Regions from separate parts of the Homo sapiens genome. Here regions 1, 2 and 4 are each linked to region 3. Evidence: read pairs that join two places in POLR2A ChIA-PET (ENCODE). Cell type or tissue: CD4-positive, alpha-beta T cell. All regions are shown on one strand. Links, peaks and the distances in the headings refer to the core of each region. The heading gives the core; the rest is flanking DNA. Region 1 overlaps SERPINE3 (serpin family E member 3). Region 2 overlaps WDFY2 (WD repeat and FYVE domain containing 2). Region 3 overlaps TMEM272 (transmembrane protein 272). Region 4 overlaps INTS6 (integrator complex subunit 6).

What was found. ChIA-PET counts read pairs that join two places held together with the same protein. Peaks named below come from ENCODE experiments on the same cell type or tissue, not always from the same donor. Only the 100,000 strongest peaks of a DNase experiment are listed, where the experiment ranks them.
Region 1: POLR2A ChIA-PET joins it to region 3 with 5 read pairs; 2 of 35 experiments call an interaction of 5 or more read pairs at or near these places.
Region 2: POLR2A ChIA-PET joins it to region 3 with 9 read pairs; 3 of 35 experiments call an interaction of 5 or more read pairs at or near these places.
Region 4: POLR2A ChIA-PET joins it to region 3 with 5 read pairs; 3 of 35 experiments call an interaction of 5 or more read pairs at or near these places.

Annotation. Positions count from the first base shown.
Region 1 is chr13:51,342,406-51,346,950 of GRCh38, reverse strand. It overlaps SERPINE3 (serpin family E member 3), which reads right to left. Exons shown (of 10, transcript NM_001386375.1): 4 at 2,466-2,699. It also overlaps a transcript of INTS6 not described here. Among named protein-coding and RNA genes, the nearest start is that of MIR5693, 4.0 kb to the left of the region's middle. In CD4-positive, alpha-beta T cell, for the core only: no CTCF peak of the experiment used is centred there; no DNase peak of the experiment used is centred there.
Region 2 is chr13:51,762,443-51,766,987 of GRCh38, reverse strand. WDFY2 (WD repeat and FYVE domain containing 2) reads right to left here. Exons shown (of 12, transcript NM_052950.4): 12 at 1-4,545. It also overlaps a transcript of DHRS12 not described here. Among named protein-coding and RNA genes, the nearest start is that of DHRS12, 39 kb to the left of the region's middle. RefSeq lists an enhancer at 2,148-2,467. In CD4-positive, alpha-beta T cell, for the core only: no CTCF peak of the experiment used is centred there; a DNase peak (open chromatin) is centred at 2,367; H3K4me3 peaks cover 902 bases; H3K27ac peaks cover 2,272 bases.
Region 3 is chr13:51,823,293-51,827,837 of GRCh38, reverse strand. It overlaps TMEM272 (transmembrane protein 272), which reads left to right. Exons shown (of 5, transcript NM_001351003.2): 3 at 1,213-1,272. Among named protein-coding and RNA genes, the nearest start is that of TMEM272, 20 kb to the left of the region's middle. In CD4-positive, alpha-beta T cell, for the core only: no CTCF peak of the experiment used is centred there; DNase peaks (open chromatin) are centred at 1,131 and 2,487; H3K4me3 peaks cover 3,951 bases; H3K27ac peaks cover 4,000 bases.
Region 4 is chr13:51,418,726-51,423,270 of GRCh38, reverse strand. All of the region lies in intron 4 of INTS6 (integrator complex subunit 6), which reads left to right. Among named protein-coding and RNA genes, the nearest start is that of INTS6, 32 kb to the left of the region's middle. In CD4-positive, alpha-beta T cell, for the core only: no CTCF peak of the experiment used is centred there; no DNase peak of the experiment used is centred there; H3K4me3 peaks cover 662 bases.

The sequences.
Region 1 (4,545 bases), core at 267-4,266, 480 kb after region 3:
CAAGGAGTGCAGAGTTAAAATGCGAAAATGCAGGTCTTTTTGCTTAAGGTGGTCTCTCTCTTCATCTTACAATATCTTTTTAGTCTACTTAAGAATATTTAATTCCCTGTCTCAGCTCCTTGTGCTGTCAGGGACCCAAGGCACCAGGAGCTGCTCTCAACTTTTGGGGACTGTTGAGCGATATGGTCATTTTATAAAAATCCTAGACCTAGAGTCTTTAAGATAACCTCACAGGGCCAGAGTCAGAGGCTCTGTAGGGCTGGGTATGGGGGCGACAATGACAACCCCTGCTGGGGGATGAGGGTGTGGAGAGGGAAATGGAAAGTGAGAACTCAGAAGTCCTGACACCTGGGTGACCAGTCAGGGGAGGTGGGGGCAGTGAGTCATCTCTGGAGTTGGGTTGGTAGAGTATTTATTAAAATATGTTCATTGCAAATTGATATGTGTTTATAACCAGCTGTTGCTGAAGACCCTGCTTTTTATTCTTTTCTGAACAGGTTGGGATGCTGCTCCTGGTTCTGTTTGGGGCCATTTCCTAGGAATTATTAGACATTCCCTCCCCAGGCAGACCCTTGGAAGGAGTATGTGCTGTGATGGGAGATCCTGCACATTGTCGCCCCCAGTCCCCACCCTGCCCCGCTGCTGAGCTGAATCTCTCACTGAGCCTTTGCTTAGAAAACAATATTCAAGGTATGGTCTTTGTAGGGCTGCAGTTAAAATTTCATGCAGTGTCAGAAAGAGGAGCTGGCAGACCACCCTTAAGGGGATAGTTTTTGTCCCAGCTGTTTATTTGTTTAATATGCACACACTTTGTGATAGGCTCTGTTCTAAGTGCTTTAGCAAATCCTCACCGACTCCTCCTAACAGTTCTATTATTATTCCCTATTTCACAGGTGAGGGAACTGAGGCTCAGAGAAGTTGGGCAAGGTCACATACTTATGAGGGGTGAAGCCACCATCCACCCAGTTACCCAATGCAATGTGGATTGCATTGAAATAGAACCCTAGCAGCTCCATGGAAAGCTTGGATTTGAACCCAAGCAGCCTGGCTCTGGACTCTGTGCTCTGAGCAACTGAGCCAACTGCCCCTTTTTCTTAGAGGACAATCAGCCTGCACTGGGAGCTGCTTCTCTGGCCTTACGCCCTGGCAGCACAAGGATGTGAGCAGGGAATTAAACATATTTAAGTAAATTGAAAAGACATGGTAAAATAAAAGAGCATGAGAGAGAACTTTATCACAAAAGATGTTAATTTTTGCATTTAATTCTGCCATCCTTGTCCACACACTTACTGTTTTCCATTCAGTCGTAGTATACATATCACTTCCTATTCTGCTTTTTTTTTTTTTTTTTTTTTTTTGAGATGAAATCTCACTGTTGCCCAAGCTGGAGTGCAGTGACGCAGTCTCAGCTCACTGCAACCTCTGCCTCCTGGGTTCAAGCGATTCTCCTGCCTCAGCCTCCCCGAGTAGCTGGGATTACAGGCACATGCCACCATGCCTGGCTAATTTTTTGTATTTTTAGTAGAGACGGGGTTTCACCATGTTGGCCAGGCTAGTCTCAAACTCCTGACCTCGTGATCTGCCCGCCTTGGCATCCCAATCCTATTTTGCTTTTTAACCAACACTGGGTCTTGAATGTTCTCCACATTGCTATGAAACTTTTGAAATGATCAAGGATGCTGGAGCCGGACCACCTGGGTTAGAATCCTGGCCTGTGGACCCTGGGCAGGAGGCTGAGCCTTCTGTGCCTCAGTTTCTCCATTTATAGAATGGGGAGAGTAATAGCGCCTACCCCTTAGGATTATTGTGAGGGTGAACTGAGACAATCAACTGGGAGCAGTGCTAACTAAATAAACTAAACACTCAGTAAACGTTCATGATTTTAATTATCTTTCATAATAATTACAACTGTATAACATGCAGGTGCTGTGCTACACTGATTCACACCTCATTGCTGGGCAGCGAGGCTGTTTGTAAGTCTCTTTCTTCAATAACACTGAGCTAAACATCTTATTGTGTGTAACTTTTTCTTAAATTATTTCCTTAACCTAAATTCCCAGGAAACCACTTTTTTTGGCTCCTGTTGCACTTTGCCATCACAGGTGGTTTATTATAAATGAGAGCAGAGCTCAGTCGGGGGACAGTTGCATGGGAGAAAGCCTGTGGGGTCCTCCGAGGTGGGAGGCTCTGAAGAGCACAATTCTGTGTTCTTGTGTGCTCTTGTGGCTCGTGTGTGTGTGTGTGTGCCCATGTGTATATTTGTGTGGGAGAGGGTCAGAGCAGGAAGAGAGGCAGAAAGGGACTTAGTGTCCCCTTGTCATTCAAGGGTAGGATCTCCTAAGAGGACAGACTTCTGCTGTAATTGAAGGTGGCCTGAGCACCATGGCCTCTGACAAGTGATGGGTGAGACTCTGTCTCTGCAGCCCTCTGCCTTAGCCTTGTTGAAATGTACAGTTTTCTTTTACCTGCAGTCTCTCTGGAGGCCCCTTCGCTAGTCTGGATGGCGGTGCTATTGGGCTCACTGAGGTCGGCTGGTTCCAGGCTGCTGTTAGCCCACCAGGAGACGTGCTCCACAAAGCAGGGGGACAGTGGCGTTCCCACTTGCACAAAAAGGCTGCAGGCCAGCTCCATCTCGGTGCCTTGGCTGGAGGTGGGTAGTGTGGCATAAACAGCATGCAAGAAATCTTTCACCCTTTTGTCTGTGAAAAACAAGTTGGGATAAGTTGACAATGGTGAGTGTGAGTAAGGAGTTAGCACAACCTCCAGCACACATTGCATTGAGATGGAACGCCAGCAACTCCACTCTTGCTCATAAGGTTCATCTACCATACAAAGCCAGTTTGAAAAAGTCATAGCTAATGTGCTCAGAAATCAGCCTGGATCCACCAATTAAAAGTTGGGAAGAAACCATGCTAGATATGAAAGAAATCAAGCTGCAATGAAGTCAAATAGAAAAACACTACCAACATCCAGTAGATGAATAGAGGATATTCTTCCTTAATTTTCTGCTTTAGGAAGGTTGATGTGTGTTGGAGTAGAGATTCTAGGGCTGGGAAAACAGCAGGTCCAGGGTGCAGGGTGATGGGGTTTCAAACACATCAGGAGATTTATGTGCAATGTTACAGTGACAATGATGGGAGGTGGCCAGGATGTTGTGCTGTCAATATGTCTTGTACGGGGCTTTAAATCCATTCCCACAACTGCGTGTCATGAGCCTGAGTAACATTTGGATTCAGCCTTGTGTAGAACTATGCTTTCAATTTGAGAAATACAGAGGAAAAGTAAGAACTCCTCCCATCCCCCGTTTCCCTAAGACCCAGCAGACAGCTTGTGTTATTAATGTCAGTGAAAGGCTGCAAGAATGTCAAGGAAATAATAAGCATTTGAGGGAGTCGATAGCTTCCACCTTCGTGGATGGCAGCTGGACTTCTATTTATTTACTGTTTATACAGGAGATTGCTTCCTTCTTTCCATGATCAATAGTGGATTTTGTTTTCATGTTATTATTCACAAGCTGCAGCTTCTGTCCTCCCCCAGGCATCCCATAGCTGGAACGAGGGCTCTTGCCCACTGGTGAGTCCAGACACAGTGGCGTACCCCAAGCTTCTCATTCCTGACACATGCAAGCTGAGTGTTTCCAGAAGTGAAGCCCCCTTGCTTAGGCTGCTTCTACTCCCTTTTAGGCACAGCCCTGCAGTTATCTACAAACCCTCCCTGTAAGACAAAATGCTGGGTATCTTTTCCTCCACTACCTGGCTCCGGCTGGTTTTCACTGGGATGAAACTCTCACTCACTTGGGGTCTGTCCCCTCTGACACCCTTCATGTTGCAGAAGCCAAGCCAGGAGGCAGCAGCAGACCCCTGAGTTTCCTGGCTAATGTTCTCTGGAGGCACGGGAACCCAGAGTCCACCCTGGCCAGGGTCCCCAGCCAAACGAGGCTGCAGAGGACAATAGTAGGCAGACATCACTTGTCCACAATATGTTCACTACCGAAGCTGCTCCTGAGAATCCACAATTGCAAAAGACTGACTCAGAATCTTGATCTCATGAATCAGCCTAACTTAAGTGCTTGCATTTGAGTGTAGTAAGAAAAAAATGGATAAAAACATACTTATAATCAGATTTTACTCTATCGAGGAAGGTCACATGTATTTCTGAGATCACATTCCTAGGAATGTTGACTGTCTGCAGAGAAGAATTGAAACACTTCCCTTGTCCATAGTGTGGTGTGACCTGAGGAATGGTCACAGAACTCTCCTCTCCATCTTTCCACCCTCTCTGGGCCAGGGGACCCACATTCTTTTAGTCAGAAACATTAAAATAGTAGAGTAAGTTGGCTTGAAGTGAATTTTTGTGTGAAATCTTTTCTCTGCCCTAGCCTAGTTTGTCCATGCACATTTGCACACAGGAAGAACATTTTTAGACCTGCCAGAATATGCAATGACAGGGTAAAAAATGCCGGAGGTTGACTGTGTTCATAGACATTGTGCTAAACACTCAACACTCCTGATCACACTGAATGCTTTTGACAGTCCTGTGAATTGA
Region 2 (4,545 bases), core at 370-4,369, 61 kb after region 3:
GTGCTTAGACTGTGGTGAACAGGGCTCATCTTCACCTCCAAACAGCAGCTCTCCCTGGCATCTAGACAGCAGGTGGAGTGGTCTGGAACCTCCCCCTCCCACCAACTGGACAGAACCCACAGGGCTAAACAGCACAGCAAGGTTGTCGGTGTGTGCGTGGCCACATGTAACCGTGATGGGACCATAGCTGCAGAAAGGTTTTCACAGAGATTTATTTTAAACCGTGGCGGCAACTCCGCATTGAGAGTTGTACATTGGTAATGGCTACACGTATATTTTGGTTAGAGGAAAGCACAGTGGGAAAGTGAGCGGAGTAAAAACATTCACAATATTCAGCAGCATTTGATTGGGGGCCTGGATACAGATGTTTCAATATCCTAGGAAATTCTTGCTCATTACCACCTAATCACATTCAGGAAGTCAATGTCAGGACTGGCAGGGAGTGTGGCAAATGCCGGAGGGGTCCAGCTAGACCACACGGGAGAAATCTGTTCCAATGTCAGGCTTATTACATTCTCAGCCTGACCCCCTGAAGAATCTCCTCACTTTAAAAAAAGAAAGAAAAAGATATCCATACGGTAATATGCCCACTGCAGCCAGGTCCAGACTTGGGCTGCAGTCCGGTGGATGTAGAGAATGGAAGATCCGTGTCCCTGGTTAGAAGTAGAGCGGTGGGCAGGCACTAATGTGGGGCCAGCACCTTCCCTGTTGTCCAGTTAGTAACGGTTTTTGTACATTTCATATAAAGATTTCCTTTTGCAAAATGACAGCACCTTGAAAAACAAAGTCATTTAAAAAGCAAGGCAAATGGTGTAAGACACAAATCCATAAGAGTACAATGGTTACAAGTGACGCTAGGGTTTTGGCCATACTTCATAGTGGCATATACTACTGACGTAAGGCTGCCATCCACTAAAATGATAAAAAGTGTATATGTGAAACATTTTTCAAATCATTTTCCCTTTTTTTGTGAGTGACAGCTCACCTTCTCATGCATCCCCGAGAACCAAGGGAAAAAAGAATCATAAGTAACAAGGTCAGATTCTCAATCTAACTTTTCAGCCAACCTGCAATTCTTGACACTTCCAAGAAAGTCAGATACTCTTCTTGACTTGTAAAGGTAAACATTTTGAGGTATCTATTTTTAATGAGATGGTACCATGATTAATTTCCACCCTTACCATCTTTAAAAAGAATTTTTTTTGCCCTACAAACTCATGAAAAGAAACTTCACCATCTTTTCTCAAAACCAAACCTAGCAGGCTCTAGATGGAAAAAGTCCAGAAAGCAACTCACTTGATATGATGGAAGACAACAAAGGCATGTGGTGATAGGCTCTCCGTTATCCAAGGGAAGCCAGCAATATGCGGGCAGGTCACTGGTGATGGGCTAGGCATGTCCAATAATAAACGAGACTCAGGGAATCAGAGAATCACAGGATTGGAAGGGACTTTAAGAATGATGATCAAATTCATCCCTCAAGCCTTTAATCTCCCTTTCAACATCTCTGGCAAAGGCTCTACACTGTGTGTTAAAAAAATTCCCTGGTATGGGACATGCAAGGAAGACATCCCATTCCAATTTAGGACCGATCTAATTTTTAGACACTGCTTTCATGTGTTAAACCTAAGTAGGCTTCTTGGTGGAAAGGAGATAATGCTTAAAGGCAAAAATACAAACCACAACCCTGGAGGGTTGACGTGGTTCTTGGTTAAGAAACTGAGCTGAAGTTTAAACAGGAATGCAGATGTTTCTGGACTAAGTTTTGGACATAGATCTTTGGGTCCTACAAGGAAAAGGCAAATGATGTGATAGCAAAGACAGGCGCTGCCATGCCCCTGCACGGTGTTCCTGCCTCCACAGGGCCAGGTCTCCCAGACAGACCTGTACCTGAATTGACGAAACTCTCTGCCTTCCTGTTGCAAGTGCCCCTGTAAGGAGGACCTCCCACATTGTACTGGAATCATCTGTGACTTGCAAGAGCAGGAAGTGGAGGGCAGCAGCTGCCTGTGTCTGCACCCAAACACTCGGCACCGCCTGTCCGTGCAACGCCACACTTGACTAGAACAATCCTCTCCTGCCACAGGGCCAGGGCTTTCCTTTTCCACAGTGGAGCAGCTGAGCCCAACACACCTTTGGCGTTAGTCTGGGAGTCCTTCCTGGTTGCGGGCCGTGCACTGATAGTCTCCACCTCCTCCTCTCAGACTCCAGTGAGAGGCTGTGCACCCAAAGATCCAGAATTAGTTACCCTGAGTCACCTTCAGTTAACAGTTCTAGGGATTTCCAAAGAAAAAGAAACTGATACTATTATAATATAAACTAATAGTAGCATTGGCTGCAGGAGGAGCCTCTGGGGAAACCCCTCGTGGTGAGCTGTGTGCTGCTTTCCTCTGAGGCCAGGGAGCAGCAGCATCTGATAGTGACGAGCTCAATTCTGGGATGGCAGCTGAGCCACTTGGCTGTTCTCCGGCAGCTCCAGCCCACTTGTGATCCCTGGACACACCACACTGACTCCAGCTCTCAGGCCTTTGTTTGTTTATGCTGTTTCTGAAGCCTGGAAAGTCATTTCCATTTTTCCCCCTTATGACTCACTCCTCATCCTTTAACACTGAGCTCAAAGTCCCTTTCCTCTGTGAAGCCCCTCCTGCCACACCTGCTGGGTTAGTGGCACCCTGGCATGCCTCTATCATAACCACATTGCACTGAAAAGACCCATTTACTCACTGTGTGACCTCTGCCCAGCCTGAGAATGGGCCTCAGACACCTTGCACTGCCAGTGCCTAAAGCCTGGTGGCTGGTGAGCGCTCAACACGGTTGACATGAACATTCAAATCTCAGGGATCATCTAGATAACTCAGTGTTCAACATGATCTTAATTTCTGTGTTTTCCAATCAAGTTAATAAATATCTGTCTTCGTACCAGGAAAAATTCAATATTATTTTAAAGGAGAAAAAATAAGAATGTATTGGTAAAATGCTTTCTCTCACTTCGAAATATCTTAGTGAACAAGAACACTGACATAGAATTAAAATTCTATGAACAGCCATAACCAAAGGAATCTCATTTAGTGAATATTTATGTCCAGTAACTGCAACCCACACTTAGAGCTATCCTTTTGCTTAAAAACAAAAATTTGGGCCTTAAGAAGTGATTAATATCAGGCAAAAATAAATTATACTTTTGTTTATTTATTCAGGGCCTTGCTCTGCTGCCCAGGCTGGACTGCAGTAGTGCAATCATAGCTCACTGCATCCTTGAATTCCTGGGCTCGAGTGATCCTCCCGCCTCAGCTTCCTGAGTAGCTGGGAATACAGGTGTGTGCCACCACACCCAACTAAGTTTTGAATTTTTGGTAGTGACAGGATCTTGCTGTGTGGCCCAGGCTGGTCTTGAACTCCTGGGCTCAGCAATCCTCCCACCTTGTCCTCCCAAAGTGTTCAGATTATAGGTGTGAGCCATGGCACCTGGCCTTTACTTTTATAAAATGAATCTCAGAAAATGAAAATGTGATATTCCATAAGGGCAGTGCTGTAAGCCTGGGAATCGCAGCCAAACGGGGCAGGGTGAATTTTAAGTGCCACTGGATTTCCATTTCAGTTTTGCCTCTGGGGTGGTCTGAGGGGAATGTATAGGAAGGAATTTATGTGGATGAAGGCAATAATTACCTCCCCCACCACAGGGCCGGAGCCAAAAAAACTGTCATATATGCTTTCGATAAGAGGAACAAAGCTGGTTCCAGAGAGCGCCCTGTCTCAAGGTGCTGAAAGTCTCTCCTCCCACTCATGCCATTACTAAGTAATGTTCAAAAACAGCTATTCCTTGAACATTCTTTTAGATTCTCTTGTTTACATCTCAGCCATATCTAACTGCCCTGTATAACTAATGTGTTTTCTGCTTGAAACACTCTAGATCTCTGAAGATCCCTTCCAGTTTTGTGACTTTATGATTTCTGGAAATAATTAAAACCAAATGAGAAACACGTTATGGTGGATTGACCCCATACAAAATGACATAAGATTCCAAATGCTTAATCTCAAACCATTTTGCTATTGTGAAGATACACTCAGGCAGTAATGTCAAGTAATGTCATTCGTTTGGAGGAACCAAGAACATGTGGTTGGTTTTGCCCCATCAGGTAGAGAACAACTCTGCGTATGATATGTGTAGATCTGCCACTTTCTCAGCGCAGGCATGTTAGGCATTATTTGTAAAAGCTGCTATATGTTTAAGTAATAGAGCAAAAATATATGTAAAGTGCAAATCCAACAGGGTAAAACAAGAATTATGAGAGTTCACCTAGACAGAACAAGAGCCAAGTGCTGGCGCCAGCTTTTACTCCTAAGGAATGGAGCCTCCATTTCCATAAAATGCTTGGAAGACACCCAACACCAGCACATATTTCTCTACAAATTACAAAAATGGGGGAGACACTTAATGCAAAACGCAAGAATTCACAGTATTACAAACACACAGTTGGTTTGCTAAACGCATTTCACCAAATTCAAGCACCCACACAGATGAGAGAAAAGGAAAGAGCAATGGAT
Region 3 (4,545 bases), core at 292-4,291:
CTGCTGGTTAATTGAGGGTGAAACTTCATGCCCTTTTCTATGGCCAGGGTGGGATCAGCTTCTGCCAGAGCACATAAACGGCACAGCAGAATGGGGAGGTAGGGAGGTGGGGGTACCCGAAAATAATTAAGGTGATGACCTAGAGAGGAAGGAGTAGATGCTACAGAAGCTACCATGAGGTTCACTCAGAGATCCTCTGCTCTCAGCATGACAACAGGACTCAGCAGAAAGCACAGATGTGTGATGCTGTCAAGACTCTGACAGTGGGAACTGGGGGGCAGGCCTACCCAAGAGGCATTCAAATTCACACTTTCAAAAAAAAATGCTGGCCAAGCAAAACCTATATCTGCAGATATATCTGCCGATCTGGAGAACAGATGAGGAAACCAAGAAGCAAAGCAGGGAAGTAATTGCCTAATCACAAAAGTTGCCATACCCTGAGGTCCTTGTGCATACATCTGTCACCACCTTTTACAGAAGAGGAAAACGGCTTCCGGATGTCAACGAATTTGCCCAAAGCCACATGGCCAGTGAGTGACAGGGCCAGGATTTGGACCCAAGCCTGTGTAGCCCCCATTCCTCTGTTCTTTCCCAATGTCTAAAAGTTGGATTGGTGGCATTAACAGAAAGAAAAACCCCAAGCCAGTTCAAAGCTCTATTATACTGTGTGTCAGCAAGAAGTTTTAGGAGCCCATCTAATGTCATGGGCTGTGGAATATATAACCAAGTGAATGGAAAGGGAAGAAGATTTTGTGAAGCAAATACTTTCAGTGATAAAGTGAGTTGTCAGTGAATTTTATCCAGGGAAGAGAAGAACCATCTGCCCTGAGTACAGGCACCCAGGAAGCACAGGGTGAATCCTGCCTGGCTCAGTGGATGCCGGCAGCTTCTGGCATCCTGGCACGGGCACAGTGGCAGTTTATAAACTCCTTTTCCATAAGCTGTCAGACTTGGAGAGGTCCTGCAGGATATCTGGGCCTTGGCATCGGCAAAGTGATCACGAGAGATGTTCAGCTCTCTGAGAAGTGCAAGTCTTGGCTTGCATCCACTGTGTGGGAGCCCCAGGCGAGCTGCGACCTTCTCCTCCTGTCTGCTGACTTGCCACTGGAGAGAAAGTCAGGTTTCACAGGATGCTTAAGAAACTGCAGTGAAGAGGAAATGCAGGGGTCTGTGTGTTTCTAACCCAGTGCCTGCCCCTTCTTCTCCTTGCAGCCTGCTTCGTTGTTGTGCTCTGTGCTTTCCTGGCTCTGCCGCTGTCCATGACCTTCATAGGTAAGCTGCCTTCCGAGCTGCTGGACGCCACAGGTCAGCCAGGTTGGGGCATGGACCCAAGGCATGTAATCTTTAAACATTAAATATGTGTTTAAGAAGAACTGGCCAGCCCGATGATTCCCAGACACCTATGTGCCATCTCAGAATGACTTGGTGAAGATTTAAAAAATACACATTCCTGGGCCCCGCCCTGGGAGATATCAGTGCAGTATATCTGGGTGGGGACAGACACTCTCTTTTAGAAATCTGTCCCCAGATGATTCTGATCCCTCCAGCCCAAGTTTGGAAGTGACTGGGCTAGAGGTTTCCCAAAGTCCCTTCCCAGTTCCTATGTTCCCTTGTGGAAGCAGGTTGCAAGCAATACAAAAAATGCACCTGGCGTTAGGTGATGTATGGGCACTCTATACATTTTTTTTTTTTTTTTTTTGCTGAATGAATGAGTAAATATTTCCATAAATCACGTATATTAAACAACCTCATAATCCAGAAGTGTGAGGTCTAGCGAAGGTCAGGGGAGGGGCAGGATGGGGGAAGCTCCTTAAGTAGCTAAAAATTGTTATCACGTGTCAGTGAAATTAATCTCATGCTCCTGAACATTGCTAATGGGAGCCCTGTGTACAGGACCTAGCTACCCCTATTTACCTAGAAGCCCAGCATGGCTGGGCATGGTGGCTCACGCCTGTAATCCCAGCAGTTAGTGGGGCTGAGGCGGGCCGATTGCTTGAGCCCAGGAGTTTGAGACTAGCCTGGGCAACATAGTGAGACCTTGTCTCTACCAAAAAATGCAAGTCTTGACTTAAAAATTAGCTGGGTGTGGTTGCGTGTGCCTGTAGTCCCAGCTACTCGGGGGACTGAGGTGGGATGATCGTGCCACTATACCTCCAGCCTGGGCAACAGGACTGAGACCCTGTCTCCAAAAAAAAAAAAAAACACAAAAACAAAAAAGAAGCAGCTCAGCAGGCCCAGTGTTCTAGGTCCAAGCTCACAGCATATTGGAGCAGAAAGTAAAAGAGCATAGGAGTTGTTGCAAAACAGCAACAACGAAACACCCAGTACCCTAATTGCTTAATGGGTAGGAGCCTTCCTTTTGAGGTGATGAAAATGTTTTCGAACTAGATGGAGGTGGTAGTTGCACAACACTGTGAATCCACTAAATGCCACTGAATTATTCACTTTAGAATGGTTTCTTTTGTTATGTAAGTTTCACCCTGCCACCCCTGCTAAAGCCACAATACTAAAAATGGAAACAAAAACAGTATCCTTAGATCTGTAAGACATGAAAGCTAACAGCCTGACAGGAAATAAAAAAGAAGATAAGATTTTAAGGTTTGCAGAGAACTGAAACAGCCAAGTAGTCTGGGGCCATTTAGTGTAAGAGTGAACAATTCAATCACTTCAGCAGGCCCTGGTGCTGTGATTATTACAGTGCAATTCAAAAATTAACACTTATTATATGGCTCTGTTCTTCCAAGAAGAGTTCACAAGATGTTAGGCATGCCCTGCTTATGAAGTCGGGGGTACTCTCCAGAGGGCATTCTATGCAAAATCTGTAAGGTAAGAGAACCCTAGCCTTTGGACCCTGTGGTTAGTTACCTTTCTTTTTGCTTTCTTTTGAGACAGGGTCTCACTCTGTCGCCCAGGCCGGAGTGCAGTGGAGCGATCTCGGCTCACCGCACCCTCTGCCTACCCGGCTCAAGTGATTCTTGTGCCTCAGCCTCCTTAGTAGCTGGGATTACAGGCGCCCACCACCATGCCTGGCTAATTTATATATTTTTAGTAGAGACAGGGTTTCACCACGTTGGCCAGGCTGGTCTTGAACTCCTGACCTCAAGTGATCTGCCCGCCTCGGCCTCCCAAAGCGCTGGGATGACAGGCATGAGCCACCGCGCCCAGCCAGTTATCTTTCAAATGAACTTAACTGCAACAATTCATCCACCAATAAGGCTGCATAAAAGAGACAAGACCCCACAAGCCAATTCCCATGGATATTATATTAAAATCACCACATCCACTGCGGAAAGAGGGTTTTGGAGGTGTTATTGCTTCTAGAGCAATATTGGTTATAGAGTTTGTGTTTGGGGTGATGAAAACATTTTGGAAATAGATAGTGGTGATGGTTGCACAAGATGATGCATGTAATTATGCCGATGAATTGTACACTTAAATATGGTTAAAATGGCAATTTTTGTTGAGATATTTTATCACAATAACAAATATTTTAAAAATCACTACATTTGGTAGTTGTTATCAACTGAACTAGGGAGAGATCTAAAACCAAAAAGAATAATCGTGATACTGCAGATCAGACAAGAAAGAAAATCTAGAGTTAAGGTAGGTCCTAAGAAGTACATGAGAACACAGGGGGAAAGATGGCTTTTATTAAATTTATTAGGATCGTTTTAAGCCATCTGTGCACTGATTGACTCTCCTGTGAACAGCAGCTGTTTTTATTCATTGGGAATGAGCAGATATCTAAGCCATTACTCAATGTTCATTTCACAGCTGGCTTTTGAATTGAAAGGCAGTCCATGTCCAACAAATTTGGCACCAAGTACTTAAAGGTCTTTGTGTGAAAAGGCTGTGTTGAGACTTGGAAAGTATTTCCATTTAATAACAAATTCACCTAAACATCAGAGATAACTAAAAGACAAGCCTCCATAGGTTGATGATTGGATCAACGTGTATATTTGACTAAACTCTGTTTTGGGCCCTGAATTTATGGCTCTCTGTATACCTAGAAAATTTTGTTCATTTCAATGGAATATGGTGTAGTCATAGAAAAACAGTTTACTCCCTCTGCTTAAGTATCAAGGCATTTATAGGGAATAAAATTCCAAATCAAAGCTAAAAGTCTAAATGTCATTTAAACAGGAGGCTTTGGTTCTACAGTAAGAATTCCCTTTCTTGGACTCTGTTGACAGATGTGTTAGTCAGGGTAACTTAACTGTGCTACAGCCACAAATTAACCCTGGAATCCCAGTGGCTTAACACTGTAAGAGTTTATTTCTTGCTTACGCAAATTCCATCATGGCTCAGGGGGCATGGGGACTTCTCAGGCAATGTGATGACATAATAGTCCAGTCTGCTTCAATCTTGAGAACAATCCATCTCCACCCATGGTTTCCAGGTGGTCAAAGCAGAGGAAGCAAACAACGAATCATGTATCAGTTTTTAAATGCTTTGGCCTGGGCTGGGCACAGTGGCTCAGGCCTGTAATCCCACGCTTTGGGAGGCCCAGGCAGGAGGATCACTTGAGCCCAGGAGTTTGAGAAC
Region 4 (4,545 bases), core at 263-4,262, 400 kb after region 3:
TTTCTAGACAGTTGCTGCAAAAATACCCTTCCAGAATGAATTCGTTAGATTTTGAATTGTGAAAGTATATTTTAAATTAATTCAGCAACAGTTTTCCTTGTGATACATAGTTACTTTGGCTGTGTATAAGAATAGCGGCAGCTCCATACGTTTATATTTAGTTCTATATTTATGTTCTAGGTACTGGGGACACACAGATGGAATTAAGCAAGGCTAGAAAACGTATTATCTTTGAAGACAGGCAAGTAAATAAACATTTGTAATACATTAAGATAAATCTCATGGCAGAAATAAACAGAAGGTTCTGAGACAGCGTAAAGAAAGGAGTAAAGTTTTGAGGGAAGAGTAAGGAATTGAGCCATGACATATCAGGAAGAGAAAACAGTATGCAAAAGCATGAAGACTTGAAAACAGTGTATCAGGAGATTATAAATTGTACACCTGGAGTATGGAAAGTATAGGTAGGAAGAGTAGAAGCTTGAAATGTAGGTAGAGGGCAGGTAATAGCACCCTAAGGAGACAGGACTTCATTCTGTTAGCATTTGCAGGGAAGGTATTGAAGATTTTAAGCAGGTGAGTCACATGATCAGATTTGCATTTTAGTAAGATTACTGTGCCAGCAAGGTGAAAGGTAGACTGGAGGGTGGTAAGATGGGAAGAGTTAGCAAACTACATGTAACAACCTAGAAGATATGGGGAATGCCAAAACTTAGCTAGTGCTGGACAGGAAGGCAGAATTCTGAGAGGTTCGGTAGGTAAGCTAGGCAGGTTTTCAAAGATGATTTGTAAGATAGGAGAAAAAAGGCAAAGTATTTGACAGGAGCCCTGAACCTAGGGTCCATGCTTGGTCTGAGGAGAGTTCTGTGAATTCCCTGACATCCTGTCTACACATTGTCCATCTGTGTGCATGAACTTTTTTCTGGGTAAAGAGATCCATAGCTTTAATCATATTCTCAAATAAGTAAAAATATACTGGTTTAGTATTATTTTCCACTTTCCAACTTGGGCATCTATGTGGATATTTGGTAGTGTTAACTGAGATGTGGGTGATAAAAAATAAAGGAGGAGAAAGGAAGGTAAAGTAATTGACAGACAAAGTATCATTACCTTTCGTGTAAGGATGTTTTAAAGGATTTATAATTTAACATTTAAAACAATTACCTCAAAGACTTTTTCTTGCCTTTTAACATTATGTTTTAGGAAAATATTTTGTATTTAAAAATTGAAATGAGCAGATTCTGATAGTTAAATTTTTTTTTTACTTTGAAGCAGATTTAAATAAATAAGCGTTAAATCAGCTTTTAAAGTTTGTTTGAAATTTAAGGACATATGATATGAACATTTAAAATTGCTTATTTCAAGCAAACATTGAAAATTCTACAGAATGCTAGGTTAAGAGCAGTGTGTGTGTGTGTTTTACTCTGTGTACTGGTGTCAAGTAAGTCAGAGGATACTAGCCTAATTTTTTATTTAATAGATTGGCACTTTTCTGTTAAACTTAGCCTATTTGGGTGTTTCATGCTTCTCCATGTCAGATTTCAATTTTGAGAGAATGAAAATGTTGAGTATGTGGTTTTCTGATGGTGCACTCTCTTGTAAATAACCCTTAGGCTGCTAGTCATTTATAAATACCTTGATAATACTTATTTAGCTGTATTTCCATAGTGATTTTATTTAACTTCCACTTTCACTTGTTCTTTTCAGATGTAATACTGTAGATATTAAACTTTTTAGACTTTTATATTAGGAATAACCTTAGTGCAGTGACTAGAAAGACATTGAAACTATGGGCTTTACATCAAGGCAAGGCTGCATTTTGATCTAGACAAGGCTGTTTTGGTATATTTTTCCCCACGCTCTGTCTTTTCAGATTGAATTACTGATTTTTCCCCCTTTGTTTTGTTTGTTGTGGTTTTGATGTTTTTTTTCCTTTCAGCTAAAGGAGCAGCCCAGTGGTTTTCAAGAAGTGCTAAAGTGCACTGACTGTCTCATGATGACTGGTGCCTCAGGGAGGGTCATGATTCCTGGATACAGGATCGACCTGATCCTGGATGTCACTTCAAGCAGTCAGATCGTGGGGAAAAGCCTTGTCTAATGGCTAGCCTTCCTCAAAAGTCTGATGCTAGTCATCTCGGAAGGCCTCAGAAAAAGCCTTAAAGGTGAGCAGAGTAGAGTGTAGTTCTCTCTGGGGGCTATGACTATTTGTTGGAGAATCTGATTCAACATAGAATGACAACCCTAAACTGATAAATCCAGGTTCAATTGGTAATTAACTTTGAGCTTATAAATTGGTTGATGATGATTATCAGACCCCAGCTTTTGAGTTAGTAGAACCACCTTGCTAAGCTTAAGATCTGTAAGTGAGGAACTCGGTATTTCCTGGGGCTCTTCACAGCTTTAGGTTAGTATCTGTTGTCTTAGACCGAAATAGCCTTGCTATCATAGCTAAGGAACACTTTGGTTACAAAATTGCACTTGGTTGTTAAGTATGGATAGTTTTTTTTTTTTTTTTTTAATTTAGCTAGCAAGGTATTCTCTTGATTTGTATATTTATTAGATACCAGTTATTTGGTATTACCAATTATCAGGGTTTGGAAGGATAAGTTTGCATTTGCTTTGTCTGTTATAATAACCTTTTTTAAAAAAACATAGCTACCTTTGAACCAAGTTTGGATTTATGTAGCTCGTATTTTATTGCATTCTGTTGAAGAATATTAGTACTACCTGCATCATTTCAATGACATTTTTAGCACCAGAAAAAGATTCTCCAGAGATGTTTTGAGTATTTTGGAAAAAGTTTAATTCTGGGCCTCTTTCTCTGTGATTTGAAGCACTCACAGAACTCAGTTATTCATGTAATAACATTGATTGCTAATAACGTTGATTACTAAATTTAAATGCTAAAGCTTGTCCTAAGACTTAACTTTTTTTTTTTAAATGAACCACCTATATTAGTAAAAAAAAAAAAAAATTAAGTATGTACCATTCCCAGTGTATGCACATTTTTAAATTTAGAAATTATATATGTGACTACTGCATTAATATTATTATGTTAAAAACATATATTAAAATAGAACTTTAAAAAGATGAGAGGAAAAAATTTATACAAAGGAAATTCTGATCTTTGCTTCTTGAATAACATGGATCATGATTTATACTAGGGGTCAGCAAACATTTTCTTTGAAGGGCCAGATAGTGAACATTTTAGGTTTTTCAGCCTGTATAGTGTGTACTGGAACTATTCCACTGTTGGAGGGCAAAAGCAGCCATAGACAGTATGTTAAATGAGTGAGAGTGGCCGTGTTCAATAAAATTTTATTTACAAAAAATAGGCTCTGGGCTGGATTTGGTTGGTGGGCTATAGTTTGCTGATCGCTGGTGTATACCCTGTTTTGTAGACTACTGTTCTAGACCTTGGAGTTGTATTGTACTACTTCTGTTAGATCCTTTTCACATTAGTTTTAGAGAGTGGACTTTATGGAATTGATTTTTCCTTTATGAAGTGGGTAGAACACCACTAGTAGAGAGTATTCAGTTAAAGTGAACAGATGCTTATTGAACAGTAGTGAAGTTCAGATGCAGGGTTAGGTACTGGCTCATGAGTTTGATATGAGAGGTACAGTTATGGCATAGTGTAAGATGTAAAATTATTAAAGCACAAGCTAATAAGATGGTACAGTTGAGAAAGTGAGGCCGGAGCTGGCTCTAGGAAATGTCTTGAGTTGGATTTTGAAAGGTTAATTCAAGTTTGTGAAGTAGATGTATGCAAAGACATAAAGGTCACTGAAGAGAGTTTGGGAGAACTGTATGTACCTCAGTATTGATAGCTGGCAAAGTGTTCAAGAAAAACAGCAGCAGGAAATGAGACTAGATAGATTGGCATGGCACGTCCTATATTCTCTGCCAAGGAGTTTCGACTTTGTCTTACAGATTGATGAAAACCTTATAGATTGAACCTTACAGATGGGAACCTTATGGATTGAAGAGATTTTAGTAGAGGAGAAAGTTATTAGATTTGCATTTTAGAAAGAAGTAGCGTGGACTATACAAAGAGCAGGTTTTTTTGGCACCTCATCTGTTTTCACTTCCTCATAAAAGAGGACATGATTGTAGGTTGAACTATACCAGACATAAAATTAAGAAACTTGGAGTGCTATTTAGCAATAAAAAGGAATGAATTGTGACATGCTACAACATGGATGAACTTGAAAAACATTACCCTAGATGCAAAGGACCTCATATAGCATTATTCCATTTATATGGAATGTCCATAAAGTTGATTAGTGCTTGCCTGGAAGTGTTTGGGAGACTGACTGCAAATGGGCACAGGGATCTTTTTAAGATGTTGGAAATGTTCTAAAACTGCATGGTGGTGATGGTTGTACAACTCTGTAAATTTACTAAAACTCGTTGAACACATAAAATGGATGAATTTCTCAATAAAGTTGTTAAAAAATTAGAAAGACTTTACCTTTGCAATTTGTTGGGGTAAAACTTTGTTGAAGAAAGTATTTCAGTATTGCAGGTTGTCAAGTGATTGCTCTT